2 separate regions of the Homo sapiens genome follow, and region 1 is linked to region 2. A link is an interaction called in ENCODE POLR2A ChIA-PET data of the cell type or tissue named here. Cell type or tissue: K562. All regions are shown on one strand. Links, peaks and the distances in the headings refer to the core of each region. The heading gives the core; the rest is flanking DNA.

The links. Peaks named below come from ENCODE experiments on the same cell type or tissue, not always from the same donor. Only the 100,000 strongest peaks of a DNase experiment are listed, where the experiment ranks them.
Region 1: POLR2A ChIA-PET joins it to region 2 with 11 read pairs; 9 of 35 experiments call an interaction of 5 or more read pairs at or near these places.

What each region holds. Positions count from the first base shown.
Region 1 is chr1:30,914,530-30,922,978 of GRCh38, forward strand. It overlaps the pseudogene RN7SL371P. Among named protein-coding and RNA genes, the nearest start is that of SDC3, 10 kb to the left of the region's middle. RefSeq lists an enhancer at 4,779-5,777. In K562, for the core only: a CTCF peak has its summit at 5,132; DNase peaks (open chromatin) are centred at 4,692 and 5,102; H3K4me3 peaks cover 225 bases.
Region 2 is chr1:30,774,010-30,782,458 of GRCh38, forward strand. LOC105378621 (a long non-coding RNA gene) reads right to left here and starts at 8,342. Exons shown (of 3, transcript XR_947134.2): 1 at 8,159-8,342; 2 at 7,726-7,878; 3 at 1,070-1,684. RefSeq lists cis regulatory regions at 3,472-4,137, 5,451-5,975 and enhancers at 5,474-5,663, 5,774-5,853. In K562, for the core only: CTCF peaks have their summits at 3,990 (motif pointing right) and 5,768 (motif pointing left); DNase peaks (open chromatin) are centred at 3,672, 3,952, 4,562, 5,732 and 1 weaker place; H3K4me3 peaks cover 1,575 bases.

The DNA.
Region 1 (8,449 bases), core at 230-8,229, 140 kb after region 2:
GTGGTGGCGACATCTCCCCTGGGCCATTGCAGGCAGGCCTTGGAGAATTGGGTGCTTTGAAATGGTCCTACAGGGGCTGAGCCCTACCTGGGAGGAGAGCCTCTAAGGCCCTGAGCTCCAGCTTGAGGCTTCATCCTGACATCGTGTGTGGACGAGGCTGAGAACATTCTGGAGGCTTGTTCCCTGTGATCTAGAATGGACAGAGCAGGCAGGGCCTACTTTAACTGCCCATTTCATAGAAGAGAATACTGAGGCCTTAAAACGGAATGTGACTGACCCCAAGGTCACATAATAAGCCTGTGGCAGAGCTGGGACTAGAACCCAGGTGGCTTCACTCCTTGCCCTGGGGCCTTTCTCTCTTCCACTCCCTTCTCCTGGACCAGCTGCTCTGTTTTGACAGAGCTCTTAGGATAAGCCCCCTCCCCAACCAAGGTCTTCATTCAAACCCACAGGCCGTCCCACTCTGTCCATCGAAGGTCACAGGACTAGGAAATGACCATTGGCAGAGCCCAGGCCCAGGAGCTGTGCTCACACACCTGCCCTCTTCTCTGTGCAGAGGTGGAGAAGCTGGGTGAGGAGAGAGGAGGGGAGGAGAGAGAAAGGGGAGGATGGGAGGAGGGCACTGCCCCAGAAGCCATTCCAGGAACACACCCCCGTGCCTGGGAATAAACTGCTCATTTAGAATCATTTTCCTGGAACCAAAAATATGCCTCCCTAAAAATATATTTTCTTTCTCACCTCATTCTGAGGCTGCAGCAGCTCAGCTGCCTCTAGGAGGTGGGTGGGGGAGAGTGACCGGGGCCTGTGGGGGGAGATCCCCCTTTCCCCAGGGCTGTGGATACTGACCACTGGGTCCCCCTCTCTGAGCACAGCTGTCATTGAGATATGCAGTACATCACATTTGTGTGTGTGTTTGGTTTTTTGGATTTTCGAGACTGTTGGACCCACATTCAAACTTCAACCTAGAGGTATCGAGCCCCAGCGAGGGCTGGGCACAGATCTGGACACTGAGGGAGCTCCCACCAAGGATGGGAGGCAGGCAACAGGCAAGCAACTGCACCAGGGGACACCTTAGTGCTGCCCTCGCCTCCTGTGTGCCTCTGAGCAGGTGCTTCTCCCACCCTGGGCCTCAGTCTCGTCATCTGCGAAGGGATCAGATGCGGGTAGCCACCCTGAATTCTCTGCGGACAGTCCTGCCGCTGGCCATGGTGGAGGGGAAGAGCAGCTGCCCTGGCAGCACTGACTCCAAAGAGAGGCCTGGGGCACTCGGGGCTCAAATTCTGGGTCTGCCACTTCCAGGCCAGTGGCCAGGGCCATTTTCCTCCCATGCAAGTTAGGGTCAGTGACGGCTCACAAGGCTGGAGGGAGGCAAACAAAGCAACACAGGACAGCACCCAGCATAGGGCAAGGCCCACAGTCACATGGAGCAGACCACTGTGTTTTTGTTGTTGTTATTTTTAGAGACAGGGTCTCACTCTGTTGTCCAGGCTGAAGTGCAGTGGCACAATCACAGCTCACTGCAGCCTCTATCTCCTGGGATCGAGAGATCCTCCTGCCTCAGCCTCTGGAGTAGCTGGAACTATGGTGGGCCACCACACCCAACCCTATGCCACTAATTTTTTTTTTTTTTTTTTTTTAGACAGAATCTCATTCTGTCACCCAGGCTGGAGTACAGTGGCGTGATCTCGGCTCACTGCAAGCTCCGCCTCCTGGGTTCACGCCATTCTCCTACCTCAGCCCCCTGAGTAGCTGGGACTACAGGCGCCTGCCACCACGCCTGGCTAATTTTTTTGTATTGTTAGTAGAGACGGGGTTTCACCATGTGTTAGCCAGGAAGGTCTCGATCTCCCGACCTCGTGATCCGCCCGCCTCGGCCTCCCAACGTGCTGGGATTACAGGCATGAGCCACCATGCCCAGCCCCTAGGCCACTACTTTTAAGTCATTCTTTGTCTGGTTCACCCCAGACCTGAGGTGGGAGGGCGAGGATACCCCACCCTTCCCCCACGGGAACTGAGAGAGTCTGAGGTTCCACAGGGAGGGGGCAGGTGGCTGCCAGGACCCTGGAACAGGTTGGCTTCGGCCCCTGGAGTTGTTGGTCCAGCCCTGCCCAAGGACATGTTCCCATGCTGGTATCTAGGAGCACCAGGAAGTGTAATCCAATTATACACTTTAAGTTATTTTTAAAAGTATGATTAAATTATTATTATGTTAATTTTAATTTTTATTTATTTATTTATTTGTTTTTTTAAACGGAGTCTCTCTCTGTTGCCCAGGCTGGAGTGCAGTGGCGTGATCTCTGCTCACTGCAAGCTCCACCTCCTGGGTTCACGCCATTCTCCTGCCTCAGCCTCCTGAGTAGCTGGGACTACAGGTGCCCACCACCACACCTGGCTAATTTTTTTTTTTTTTTGTATTTTTAGTAGAGATGGGGTTTCACCGTGTTAGCCAGGCTGGTCTCAGTCTCCTGACCTGGTGATCCACCCGCCTTAGCCTCCCAAAGTGCTGGGATTACAGTCTTGAGCCACCGCACCCGGCCGATTAAATTATTGTTGACTAGGCCAGGTACAGTGCCTCACGTCTGTAATCCCAGCACTTTGGGAGGCCGAGGTGGGCAGATCACTTGAGCCCAGGAGTTCAAGACCAGCCTGGACAACACAGTGAAACTCCTTCTCTACTGAAAATACAAAAAGTAGCCGGAGGTAGTGGTGTGTGCCTGTAATCCCAGCTACACGGGGGGCTGAGGCAGGAGAATAGCTTGAACCTGGGAGGCGGAGGTTGCAGTGAGCCAAGATCGTGCCACTGTACTCCAGCCTGGGCAACAGAGTGAGACTCTGTCTCAAAAAAAAAAAAAAAAAAAAAAAAAAAAGGACCGGGTGTGGTGGCTCATGCCTGTAATCCTAGCACTTTGGGAGGCTGAGGTGGGTGGATCACAAGGTCAGGAGTTCAAGACCAGCCTGGCCAAGATGGTGAAACCCCATCTCTACTAAAAATATAAAAATTAGCCAGGCATGGTGACAGGTGCCTGTAATCCCAGCTACTCGGGAGGCTGAGGCAGAGAATTGCTTGAACCCAAGAGGCAGAGGTTGTAGTGAGCCGAGGTCGGGCCACTGCACTCCAGCCTGGGTGAGACTCTGTCTCCAAAAAAAAAAAAAAAGGTTATTATTGACTATAGTCACCCTTTTGTACTATCAAATACTAGGTCTTATCATCCTTTCTTTTTTGTTGCACCCATTAACTGTCGTCCCCACCTCCTCTCCTCTACCCCCTCACTAGCCTTCCCAGCATCTGGTAACCAACCTTCTGTTCTCTATCTTCCTGAGTTTAATTGTTTTGATTGTTAGATCCCACAGATAAGTTTAAAGTGCTTCTTTGAGTGAAAAGCAATTCATGAACTGGGAAACACCAAACCAGAAGAGGTTTAATGTTCCAGTGACAAATCATCAGAGGCAAGTATTTAAGGGATAAACGCAGAAGTAAAATAAATTATTTGATTGGTTGCAATTATATAGTTGTTTATTTGGTCTATGCCGTTAGAAAGTCCCCCGTTATATAAAAATTTGTGGACTACTTCTGACTGGTTGAGCTGAAGTTCTGTTTTTCTTTAATAGAGGCATTTACAAGAAATAGCTCAATTTTTGCTTATGTTTGCAAATCAAGCAAGGTTGAGGTCATGTATGAGGCCTAACTGGTTTTGTCTGCTCTGGGATTCTTCAGACCTGGTCTCCATTTTAATTTAACAAGTGAAAGGGTTATAGGGCTGGGCACAATGGCTGACGCCTGTAATCCCAGCACTTTGGGAGGCCGAGGCGGGTGGATCAACTGATATCAGGAGTTCAAGACCAGCCTGGTCAAAATGATGAAACCTTGTCTCTACTAAAAACACAAAAAATTAGCCGGGTATGGTGGCGCGTGCCTGTAATTTCATCTACTCAGGAAGCTGAGGGAGGAGAATCGCTTTAACCCGGAAGGCAGAGGTTACAGTGAGCCAAGATCATACCATTGCACTCCAGCCTGGGCAACAGAGGAGACTCCATCTTCTTTTTTTTTTTTTTTTTTTTTGAGACGGAGTCTCACTCTGTCACCCAGGCTAGAGTACAGTGGTGTGATCTCGGCTCACTGCAACCTCTGCCTCCTAGGTTCAAGCAATTCTCCTGCCTCAGCCTCCCAAGTAGCTGGGATTACAGGCGCCCACTACTGCGCCAGGCTAATTTTTGTATTTTTAGAAAAGATGGGGTTTCACCATCTCGGCCAGGCTGGTCTCGAACTCCTGACCTCGTGATCCCAAAGGCCTCGGCCTCCCAGAGTGCTGAGATTACAGGTGTGAGCCAACACGCCCAGCCTCAGGAGACTCCATCCTGAAAAATAAATAAAGTATTACAGGACTATGGTTCCTCTGCCCACTGCACAGTAACAGACCCCATTACATGGAGACAGCAGGGTTTGCAGAAGCAGAAAGAGTTTACTGATCACAGGGCACCAAGCGAGGAGATCCTCAAATCCATCCCTCCGAGGAGTTCTGGGCTGGGATTTCTAAGGGGATTGTTGAGGGTGAGGGGCTAGAAAACTTGGGTCATTGATGGTTTTGAGTAAGGGGGATGACATCATCAGGACATGGAAACTGCATTTTTTGGTGAGTCAGCTCTTCAAACCAGTCAGGTCCTTCAAACCAGCTGAGTCAGCAGTTTCCTCAGTATGCAGGACCTGAAGGAATAGCTCAAAGAGAGAACTTAAGGCTTCCTAATGTTCAAGTTGTTATCTGCAGAGCAGCTAAGGGGAACTATCGTCCTGTAACAGGGTCTCGTGATTCTAGGTCAACAGGTTGCAAAAAGCAGCTGTGAGGAGGCAGGTCAGAGAGTGAGCTGACCTCAAAATGAAGGCTGAACGTGCTACAAGCTCAGTTTATTTTCATTATTCCCCCTCTCTTCTTCCCTGATTAATTTTATAAAGTTTATAGGGGCAGTTTCAAAAGCAAGCTGAGAGTGTGACCAGAGTATGGCATTATTCTCAGTTACTACCGTTAACACAGTCTGGAACAGAGCCATGTAGATGCTATCATCAACAGCTGCGTTAGGACTGTGGTCTTGTGGTCATTGGTATCCAAAATTGCATAGTCACTATAGGCCCTAGTGGTGGGCTTGCTCAGTTCTCCAGGTTGTTAAATCCTGCTGGCAATCATTCGATATGCAAGTGGCTGCGGGAAAGCATTTATTTATGTACTTATTTTTTAGAGACTGGGTCTTGCTCGGTCACCCAGGCTGGAGTGCAGTGGCACCATCATAGTTCACTGCAGCCTTGAATTCCTGGGCTCAATGATCCTCCCACCTCAGCCTCCTGAGTAGCTGGGACTACGGGCACACGCCACTGCACTGGGCTAATTAAAATAAAATTTTTTTGTAGAGACAAGGTCTTACTTTGTTGCCCAGGCTGGTTGAGAACTCCTGGCTTCAAGCAATCTTTCGGCCTTAGTCTCCCAAAGTGCTGGGATTATAGGGTGAAACGGTGTCATTTAAAACCCTTGAGAGGATACAATGCACAAAGGGGGTGAATAGAATAACTATAAGGAAAATAATAGCCAAGGACTGAAAAACGCCCTGGAACAAAGATTCCCAGGAGCCAAGATTTCACCAGCTAAAACATATCAATGAAGGAGGTAGCACCTATCTGCTAAGACTTGTATTTGTTTCTTAAGAGCCTTTATTAGCCAGGTGTGATGGCTCATACCTGTGGTCCCAGCTACTCAGGAGGCTGAGGTAGGAGGATGGCTTGAGCTCAGGAGGTCCTGGCTGCAGTGCGCCATGATCGCACCACTGCATGCATTCCAGCCTGGGTGACAGGGTAAGACCCTGTCTCAAAAAAAAGAGCTTTAAATTTTGGGCAACAGTTTCTTATTAACATAAAAGCAACTTTTTTTTTTTTTTTTTTGAGACAGAGTCTCACTCTGTTCGCCCAGGCTGGAGTGCAGTGGTGTGATCTCAGCTCACTGCAACCTCCACCTCCCAGGTTCAAGTGATTCTCCTGCCTCAGTCTCCCAAGTAGCTGAGATTACAGACATGCACCACCGCACCCGGCTAATTTTTGTGATATTTTAGTAGAGACGGGGTTTCACCATGTTGGCCAGGCTGGTCTCAAACTCCTGACTTCAGGTGATCCGCCCACCTCAGTCTCCCAAAATATTGGGATTACAGGCGTGAGCCACCACTCCCTCACTGGCCGAAACATTTCTTAATCAATAAAAACACAAGCTCCTCCTTATTAAGCTGTGAAGGTATCAAGAACTACGTTGGAGTATTATTGAGGCAAATTGTTCACTTCAGATTGTATCCCTTGAAGGGAATTCAAGGTTTTGTTCTACGAAAACAAAAGAAAAACAAAGGTTAACATCTGGAGCAAATTATGATGTTAGTTTTTGAGTCTCAAGGGCAGCTAGCTGAGATGTCTAGATGTGAGTGGGAAGCATCTTTAGATGACGGAATGAAGATGGCGTTGAATGACTCTGGCTATGGCATCAGGCAGTGTGCCAGTAAACTCTCCACATGACGCGTATAGTAGCAGGCATGAAAGTTGCCCGTACATGACCTGTTGTAGTGATATTTCTAAAACTTAAAGTCATTGAGTTTCAGCTTATAGGGCTTAGGAAAGGAGCAGTTTTAGTTTTTAGTGAAACTAGAAAGTTTCGGAATTTAATTCAGTTTACAGATAGATAACAAAACCTCAAAGAAAATGAACAGAACTAGAATTTGATAATGGGTGCACTATAGTGTTTAACTGAAATAACAATCTTTTTTTAATCATCACTCCTGTTTTTACCAAAAATAATCATAGTTCTTTTTTTCAAAATAAGTCTAATTCCATTAAATTTGACCTGATTGTTTACAGAAATGTAACATAATAATTTCGTGTATATTTTTAAATATGATACTTTAATCAGAGCTCTGTTCATATCCAAGGGGCTTTCGTGACTTTGTATCAATCAACCTTAGTTTTCAAAAACTGTCTGATAATGAGAAATCTCAGAACAGGTATTTTAAAACTTCTTGAAGAAGCCAAACTAAGAACTTGCCCAATTATGTTCTGTTATGAGAACCAATTTTTATTGAACCTATGATAATACTCATATTGCAAATAAAAATATTTAATAAGAGTTTCCAAATTCTGGAGTAATCAGGTAGGGAGAGAAAGATAAATGTTGCATTTTTGTTTACAAAGATATATATATAGATATATAGATATATAGATTTTTTTTTTTTTTACACAGAGTCTCACTGTCGCCTAGGCTGGATTGCAATGGCGTGATCTCGGCTCACTGCAAGCTCCGCCTCCCGGGTTCAGGCCATTCTCCTGCCTCAGCCTCCCGAGTAGCTGGGACTACAGGCACCCGCCACCACACCCAGCTAATTTTTTTTTTTTTTTTTTGTATTTTTAGTAGAGACGGGGTTTCACTGTGTTAGCTAGGATGGTCTCGATTTCCTGACATCGTGATCCACCCACCTCGGCCTCCCAAAGTTCTGGGATTACAGGTGTGAGCCACTGCACCTGGCCTACAAAGATATATTTTATCAAATTGTTATTGTAGACAGTTAAGGGAAGAGAAAAAAAGTCTCCTTAAATTTAGAAAATAAAACATTTCTTAGAACCAGCAATGCTTCAAAGAAAAACTCATAAAAAATTAAAATTATTTTCATCAGTTTAGTCTCATATAATTAATTTTTGTTTTCCTTGATATTGGATTAGCAGTTTTATGAGTCCATCAGTTTCCCATTACAGTTTTGGAAATTTTTACACAGTTCCATAGTATGATCTTATCAGAAAGCTGTATTGTCAGCCTTTTCTAATGAATCTCTTGTGCTTTTGTATCATAGTGGCATTCAAATGCTTTCAGGAAGGAAATTTGGTGTTTTGTGGCATATAGCATCTTAAGATAATAATTAGATTTATGACTGATAACAATATACCAGGATATATCAGATTTCTAGGAATTCTACACATTTCCTGGGATACTCATATCAATAACACATATAACTTAAAGAAGGATTAGTATCACTTATTATTTGACAACATCTTCCATGCAATTAACATATCAAATAAGCCTAATTAGTTTAACACTTCTCATTTACAAGGAGAGAAAATAAATTATTTTGAAATATTCCAGGGACACTTCTGGAAACTCCCAAAGTTAATGTGAGGTGGAAAACACTTAATTTAGAATTAATTTTGAGAAGCTGTCAAAAATGTCAAAATGTTTGAAACACTTGATTAAAAAGGATCATAAGTCATTGTGAAACAATATCAAAGTGATAAAAGATTTTAAAGGCAAATACAGAAAGTTACGTAGTTAAAGCTTGGCTTTTTTTTAAATACTGAAGACTAATTTTTCTCAAATAATCGAAGACCTACTAAAAAACAACATAATTTGGACTGCAGGGAAGACAATAAAAACAACAACAACAT
Region 2 (8,449 bases), core at 94-8,093:
TGTCTAGATGTGGGGCTTCCATCGCTTAATGGAATGAGGATCTAAAATAGAAACAAAGGTCAGTTCAGGAAGCAGAGGCAGGGTGCTTTCCCCATGCATCTGAATCTGTGAATGGAGACCGCTCCCCAGCTCATGGTTGGCATGGGAACAGGACCGGTGCATGCTGGAGAGGTCCTATGGCTTAACTCTGAGTTCAGTGGCCTCATGGGCCTCCATGGAAGTGTGAGAATTGACAAATACTACGAATCAGTAGTTGTTGTGTTTGAGGTTGGTTGGTTGCTTTGTTTTTTTAGAGAGCCTGTTTACCAGCATACTCCTGAATGGAATCCACCTGCTAGGGTTGCCATGGACATAAAGTGCAGGTGTGTGAGGCGTTTGACCCCCGATATAACTGGTATAACTTTTGCAAAGCTGGTTTCCGCAGCTGCCCCTGCGGTCGTCCTGACTGAAAGACAGTGGACAGGGGAGTCTGCCCTGATGGGAGCCTTGTCCCTTCCCCTCTGACTGCTGGGAGCAGGGGGATCTTTTGGCTCCATGGGTCACCAAAGCTGTTCCATGTGAGGGACACCCCTGCCCCATGCCCTGAGCAGGCATGGACTTGAGGGTGCTTCACTCACTAGAGGACTGGAAAAGACCCAGGCCCGCCCCGAGGGGGCAGTGGGACCTTCTCCGACCCTCCCAGGTGAGCTGGGACCCCGGCCTCTGGGGAGGATCTTGGAGAGAGCAAGCAGCTGAGCATGAGCCTCTGGTTGGGGGGCAACGCAGTGGGAAAGAGGGGGCGGGACCCCCGGGCCCCCAGACACTCAACCAGAGCCAACCTTGAATGCGCTGAAGCACTTCTCAGTGGAAAAATGGCAGGGCAGCTTTGCCGGTGCTGGGCTGTGTGCCCGTGGTAGGCCGGCAGGGACATGGTCTTCTCCTGGTCTCCGGCTGTACCGCATGCCCTGACACACGAGGGGAGGCCTCCCAGAAGGGTGACATTGGGATTGCTATGTTTATCTTATTTTTATTTTTCTTCAGTTCAGGATGCCCCTGCCTGGCCCAGAAACCACACTGCCATGAATGGGTCAGGACATTTTACCATCCTGTGCCTACTCCACCCAGCCTGGGGTGAGGGAATGGGGGGCAGATGCCAGATTCTGGCCACTGACCAGCCACAGAGCCCAGCAGGGCCATAAACAAGGCTGGGTGGGGTTTCCAGGCCCACTCGGTGGGGCTCGTTTACTTGGACGAGGGCAGGGCAGAGAGCACCGACCAGAGTGCCTCAAAATAACTCACGTGGCCTGGCCGGGAGCCAATCCCTCCATGGAAAATTTAAATGAATTCTTCACAGCTGCAAGGCCCAGGCCCCCAGACGGCCCACCCAGAATCACCAGATTACCGTGGCTCTGATGGTTCCAGAAACCCAAGAATGTTCTGGAAGCCCAAGGAAGCCATAGTCGGTCTCTGGGCTTCCTCACACAACCAGAGGTCATGATACACTCAGAAAAGGATTATCCAGTCACCAACTGCTCAGCCCTTCAGGACGCTGGTGCCAGAAGGGCCCGTGCCTGCCAGGCTGGTCCTCGTGGACATAGGGCTCTGGACGAAGGGTTGGCCCGGCTTTCACTTAGCCCCCCAGGAGACGCTTCTGGGAGCATACTCCCCTCCTTATCTGGGGACACTGAGGCTCAGTCAGCTCCTCCTGCGAGGAAACAGACAGGTAGCAGCCAGTGCTGACCACCAGGCCATCCCATCCCCGTGCCAGTGCCTGAGCCACAGTGACTGGGTGAGGCTGCAGATGTGTGGTGAGGAGAGCAACTGGGGAGCGGGGAGGGGAGCTGAACTGAGGAGGGAGGGAGGGAGTCTGAGGGAAGGAGTGAGAATGGACCCCAAGGAGCATGAGGCCAGCAGCAAAGGGTTAAAGAAATGCACTCTCGGCCTGGCACAGTGGCTCACGCCTGTAATCCTAGCACTTTGGGAGGCCAAGGTGGGTGGATCACTTGAGGTCAGGAGTTCAAGACCAGCCTGGCCAACATGGTGACACCCCATCTCTACTAAAAATACAAAAAATTAGCCAGGCGTGGTGGTGCATGTCCCTCCCAGCTACTCGGGAGGCTGAGGCACGAGAATCAATTGAACCTGGGAGGCAGAGATTGCAGGGAGCCGAGATCACGCCACCCGTGCTCCAGCATGACAGAGTGAGACTCCAAAGAAAGGAAAGAGGGGAAAGGAAAGGAAAGGAAAGGAAAGGAAAGGAAAGGAAAGGAAAGGAAAGGAAAGGAAAGGAAAGGAAAGGAAAGGAAAGGAAAGGAAAGGAAAGGAAAGGAAAGGAAAGCGGAAAGGAAAGGAAAGGGGAAAGGAAAGGAAAGGGGAAAGGAAAGGAAAGGAAAGGAAAGGAAAGGAAAGGAAAGGAAAGGAAAAGGGAAAGGAAAGGGGAAAGGAAAGGGGAAAGAATGGGGAAAGAAAAGGGGAAAGAAAAGGGAAAGGAAAGGAAAGTCATGGGGACCCAGGGGCAGCCAGCAAGGCTGGACAGAGGAGACCGGCCCTGACCTAGGAAAGGGGGGTCAGGGCCTAGAAACAGCACAGGCCAAGGTAAGAGGCAGAAATGATGACACCCTACACACAGCCCTGCAGACCACGGGGAATGCAATGTCCAGTGTCTCATCTCACATCAAAAAGGCCACCCCTGAGCCACTTGGTGGGAAAGAAGAGGCCGAGCTGGGGCTGGAGTCCTCGTCCCTGGTCCTCAACCCCATGCCCTTTCCATGAGCCGAGGCTGCCTGCTGAGAGGCCTGGAGGAGTCCGGAGCAGGCCCAGGGATCTCACTGCCCCCTGCACTCTGCATTTGGTCATATCATGTGGGTGGGGGCCTCGGATGGGAAGGGGCTGTGCCTTGGGAATTTTCTTGTCCCCAGACTCCTCAGGGAGGAAAGAGCCTGGGGCCTTTGGAGGAACTTGGGCTTCGGAGTCAGACCCATGGAGTCGGACTCCAGGCCACGCCTCAGTTTGCTAAAGGCCATGACCAACTCTGCTCTTGCCCGCCGCATGCCAGCATTTCATTTAATGGTCCAAACATCCCATGAGGACATATGGCCATCATTCCCGCTTTACTCATGAGGGGACTGACACGCAGAGGTTAAGCAATTTGCCCAAGGTCACGCAGCTATTCCGTGGCCGATCCAGGAGCTCAGCCCAGGATGCCTGACACCAGAGTTGTCACCCAATGCTTCCATTTCCAGGCCACCTTGAGCAAGTCACTGAACCACCCCAGGCCTCTGTTTCCTCACAGCCACAGTGACTCCCACCTCGCGGAGTTGAGGAGGAGTCAGTGAATTAATGGCTGAGTGCGTGGCTCGTGGCAGCCACCTTGCCTGTTTTCAGCCAGGCCACAGACTGACCCCAAAACCCCATCCCCCTAATCTTTCTCAGGGGCCCTGGCACCCAGGACAAGGTCCCAGCCCCTCTTGGCCCAGCAGAGCGAGGGACCAGGAGAACTGAGGCCACTCTGGGGCCCAGGGCAGGGCAGGGGCCGGGCGGCCACGGGAACACAGGTCCACTTCACCCTCCTGCTCAGCAGGGCTGGATTCTCCCTGTCTCCTGGGGCCCACTGGGAACTTGGGGTTTTCCTGCATCTGATTAGCATAAATTAGCAGCTGTCAGCAAGAGGGAGTAATGTAGCCTTTCAACGGCCCCGTCTTGTTTTTGGAAACCTTATCGAGTTCTGCTGAGGGCTCGCCTTGTTCACTGGCCACTGGATGGCTGACTGGTGTTTGTGTACCCAGCAGAGGCCCACCACCGCCCCTGGTGAGCCCCCGGCCCCCAGCCTCAGCTCCAAGGATAACACGGAGGGAAGGAGCCTGGTGCGGGTGGTAGCGGGATGAGGGGGGATCCAGCCAGACTCCCCGCCCTCCTCCCACTTCACACCTCTCACCCGAGGTCCCTCCACACTGAGAGAGCCCTCTGTGCAGGCTGGTGGGGCGGAAGGGCCCAATGGCCACCTCCAGTTTTCCCGGCAGGGGGAGCAGTGGCCATTGGAGCTTCCTAGGCTGGGGCTACGTCCACAGAGAACTTTCAACTGGACAGCACCAACCTGGTTCCTTGGGGATAAGGCTGGTCTGCCCTGATTTTCCAAGGAAAGGGAAGAACATCTATTCCACAAGGCCTACTGTGTGCCGAGCCCAGGAAGGGGTGACTTCTTTGTCATCCAAGAATACCACGGGTGCTGGAGGGAACAGGGTTTGTCTGCCAGGCAGCCCTTCCCTTCTGCTTCTGATAATGCCACAGCCTTCCTCCAGGTGAACTAGAGCCTGTGCTCTGGAACCAGAATGGGTTCAAATCCCACCACTCACCAGCTGTGTGCCTCTCTGCCTCAGTTGCCTCACCTGTAGAATGGGACCCTGGTTGTGAGAATTAAATGAATTTGTGCGTTCAATGTGCTGAGAACAACACTGGCACATGGTAAGTGATGCGTTAGCTATGACTGATTGCCCTGGCCCCACTCCAAGTGCTTCTGGTGAGGCTGCTTATCCAGACTCCCCACTCCCAACCACAGGGGCAGACATGTAACCTAGATCAGCCAGTTAGGATGCCTCATCTCCAACTGGCCACAGTGATTGGCCCAGGAATAGATAAGCCTAGCCAATCAGACTCTTTCCCTGTGATTTAATATTTGGCTGTGAGTAGAGAAGCTCTCTCTTTCCCGAGGGTGAAAAGCTGGAAAGATGTAAGCCCAACGCTCTCTGTGGCCCTGCCTTCCTTTCTTCACCCACCACATCAAGGAAGCAAGCCTGCAGTAGGAGAAAGTGAGGCCACCAACCCAGAGATGAGCAGAGCCCAGAGAGGTGGAGAGGCGACTGAGAAACCAAGAATAAATGATAGAGAAGGATAACCCCGTTATTTCCATCCCTGAAACCGGCTGTGCCTGGGACTTCCCTTTGACCCAAGACGTTTCCTTTCACTGTTAAAATCCGGAATCATCCAAAGTTGATTATCTCTATTGTACATATGAGAAAACTGAGGCTCGGGGAGGTGGAGTGATCAGCCCTTGGGGACAGAACTAGTAGGTGGTGGAGCCAAAGGCAGGCGGCCTGGCCGCAGAGTCCAAGGAGGAAGGGGGAGGCAAGCAGCTCTGCCTCTTCGTCTCCCTGTCCCTCCCCAGACCACACATTAGCCTTTGTTTGAATGGTCACCTGGAGGAGAAGGAGAAGCTGGGTTTGAATTCCAGCTCTGTTGTTTTCTGGCTATGTGAGCTTTGAGCAACTCACTTCTCTTCTCCGAGCCCAGTTTCCTCGTCTGTAACATGGGAATAATATTCCTTATTTCACTATGTTGGCATAAAATAAAATGTCCCATTGGAAGCACCCAGCATATAATTAGCACCCAGTACATAATTAGCACCCAGTAAATGCTCATTTTTCCATTCCCCAAAACAGCAGCATCATCTCAACCTTCCAGGAAGCCAAAATGCCTGACTTGCAGGGCTATCGATAGATCCTCAAGGCAGCAGTGGTAGCCCCCATTTCAGAGACGGGAAACAGGCTCCGAGTGGTTCAACCACACACCCAAGGTCACAAGGCTTGTTAATGGGACCTCTCCCACTTCTATCAAGTTGCCTGAGTCCCTGCTGCAGGGTTCTCTGCAGTCAGAGGCTGGGAACTGGGTTGGCGGTGAGGAGGGTAAAATGGGGATAGAGTAAGTGGTTTGGACTGAGGGACTCTGAGCCCTCCGCTCTGCCCTCCCCACCCTCAAGCCCAGGCTAGACTCCGGGTCAAGGGCGCCCCCTGCTGGCCATCTGGGGAACTCCATCCCAGGCACCTAATAAATCCCAGAGAAGGCACCACACGGGCAGGGCAGGAGCTTAGAGCTCAGACTCCCTGTTACTTAGGGCAGCGACTCTACCTCCCTGAAGCTCGGTTTTCTCGTCTGCCAAATGGGGATAATAATAATATGATAAATGAAATAATGCCACAAAGTGCCTGGCACAATGCTCAGACACCACTCCACCTCCATCAGGACGGCTTTTTTTTTTTTTTTCTAAGGCAGGATCTCAGTCACTCTGTTGCTCAGGCTGGAGTGCAGTGGTGTGATCACAGCGCACTGCAGCCTCAACCTCCCAGGCTCAAGCAATCCTCCCACCTCAGTGTCCCCAGTAGCTGGGACTACAGGCGTGCACCACCACACCCAGCTAACTTTTTTTTTTTTTTTTTTGGTAGATACAGGGTCTCACTATGTTACCCAGGCTGTTCTCAAACTCCTGAGCTTAAGTGATCCTCCTGCCTCAGCCTCCCAAATCGCTGAGATTATGGGCATGAGCCACTGCACCTGGCCATCTGTTATTTTTTTTTTTAAGACAGAAAATAGCAAGTGTTAGTGAGAACGTGGAGAAATTGGAACCCTTGTACATTGCTAGCAAGACTGTAAGATGGTAGAGCCACCGTGGGAGTACAATATGGCAGTCCTTCAAAAATTAAACATGGAATTATCACATGACCTGGGAATTCTACTTCTGTGGATGCACCCAAGAGAACTGAAACGGGAACTTGAACAGATATTTGTTCAACCCCAATGTTCATAGCAGCATTATTCACATAGTCAAAAGGAGGAAGCAACCCAAGTGGCCATCCATGGATGAATGGATAAACAAAATGTGACCAAGGCACACGATGGTATATTATTCAGCCTGAAAAATGAAGGAAATTCTGACGCATGCTACAACGTGGGTGAACCTTGAGGACATTATGCTGAGTGAAATCAGCCAGACTCAAAAGGAGGAGCCTATTATATAATCCTGCCTATATGAGATACCTACAGTAGTCAAGTTCATAGTGACAGAAGGTAGAATGGAGGTTGCCAGAGGCAGAGAGGAGGGAAGAAATGGGGGTTATTGTTTGATGGGCACAGAGTTTGAGTTTGGGAAGATGACAAAGCTCTGGAGATGGACGGTGGTGATGGCTGCACAGCACTGTGAGTGTAGTGAATGCCACTGAACTGTACACTTAAAATTGTTAAAATGATAGATTTTATGTTATGTATCTGTGCTATAGTTTCAACATTTGTCCCCTCCAAAACTCATGTTGAAGTTTAATCTCCAATGTGGCAATATTGAGAGGTGAGAGGTGGTCTTCTTCTTTTTTTTTTTTTTTTTTTTTTTTTGAGATGGAGTCTTGCTCTGTCGCTCAGGCTGGAGTGGAGTGGAGTGGAGTGGTATGATCTCGGCCCACTGCAACCTCCACAGTGGAGTGGAGTAGAGTGAAGTGGAGTGGCACGATCTCGGCTCACTGCAACCTCCACAGTGGAGTGGAGTGGAGTGGAGTGGAGTGGAGTGGAGTGGCACAGTCTTGGCTCACTGCAACCTCCACCTCCCAGATTCAAGCTATTCTCCTGCCTCAGCTTTCCAAGAAGATGGGATTAGAGGTGCCCGTCACCATGCCCGGCTAATTTTTGTATTTTTAGCAGAGACAGGGTTTCACCATGTTGGCCAGGCTGGTCTCAAACTCCTGACCTCAGGTGATCTGCCCACCTTGGCCTCCCAAAGTGCTGGGATTACAGGCGTGAGGCACCAGGCCTGGCCTGAGAGGTGGTCCTTTAAGAGGTGATTGGGTCATGAAGGCTCTGCCCTCATGAATGGTTTAATCTATTCATGGATTCATGGATTAATGGGTTAATGGTTAATTGATTATCATGGGACTGGCGGCTTTATAAGAAGAGGAAGAGAGACCCGGGCCAGCACCTCAGCCCCCTCACCATGTGATATCCTGTGTGGCCTCTGGACTCTGCAGAGTCCCCACCAGCAAGGAGGTCCTCACCAGATGCGGCCCCTCAACCTTGGACTTCACAGGCTCCAGAACCGTATAAAATAAATTCCTTGTCTTTGTAAACTACCCAGTTTCAGGTATTCTGTTACAAGCAACAGAAATGGACGAATACGTTACCACAATTTCTGAAATAAGGACAAATAAAAGAGCATTTGAGCTAAGACCTAAAGGATGGACATTCCTCCCAAGAAGAAGGTATTCTGGGCAGAGGGGACAGTGTGAGTCTCGGCTGGGAGGCCGGAGGCCCTGGGATGTCCCAGGAAGGGGCAGGCGCTGAGGCCGGAAAGGTTGGGAGTGGCCCAATCACGAGGCCGCCTGAGACTCAGTCTCTTCATCCACCATGTGGGGATGCTGCCACTCACCTCACAGAGACAAGGTACCCCATCAGCTCATCAGACGGGGGTCTGCGAAACAGGAGAAAAAAATCCCAGCCAGGGCCTTAGTTTCTCTGAGGTACAGATGTTGGTGATGTTGGTGGCAGGTATACATTTGGGGGCCATAAAGCTTCCCAGAACTATAGCAACCCCACCTCCACCCATCCCCGAAAAGGAAAGAAAATTGCTACCCCTACAGCCCTTGCGGGCCGCCCCCCGCCCCCAACCCCGACCACCCCCAACCCCGACCACCCCCACCAGCCCAGCAGAGAACTTAGC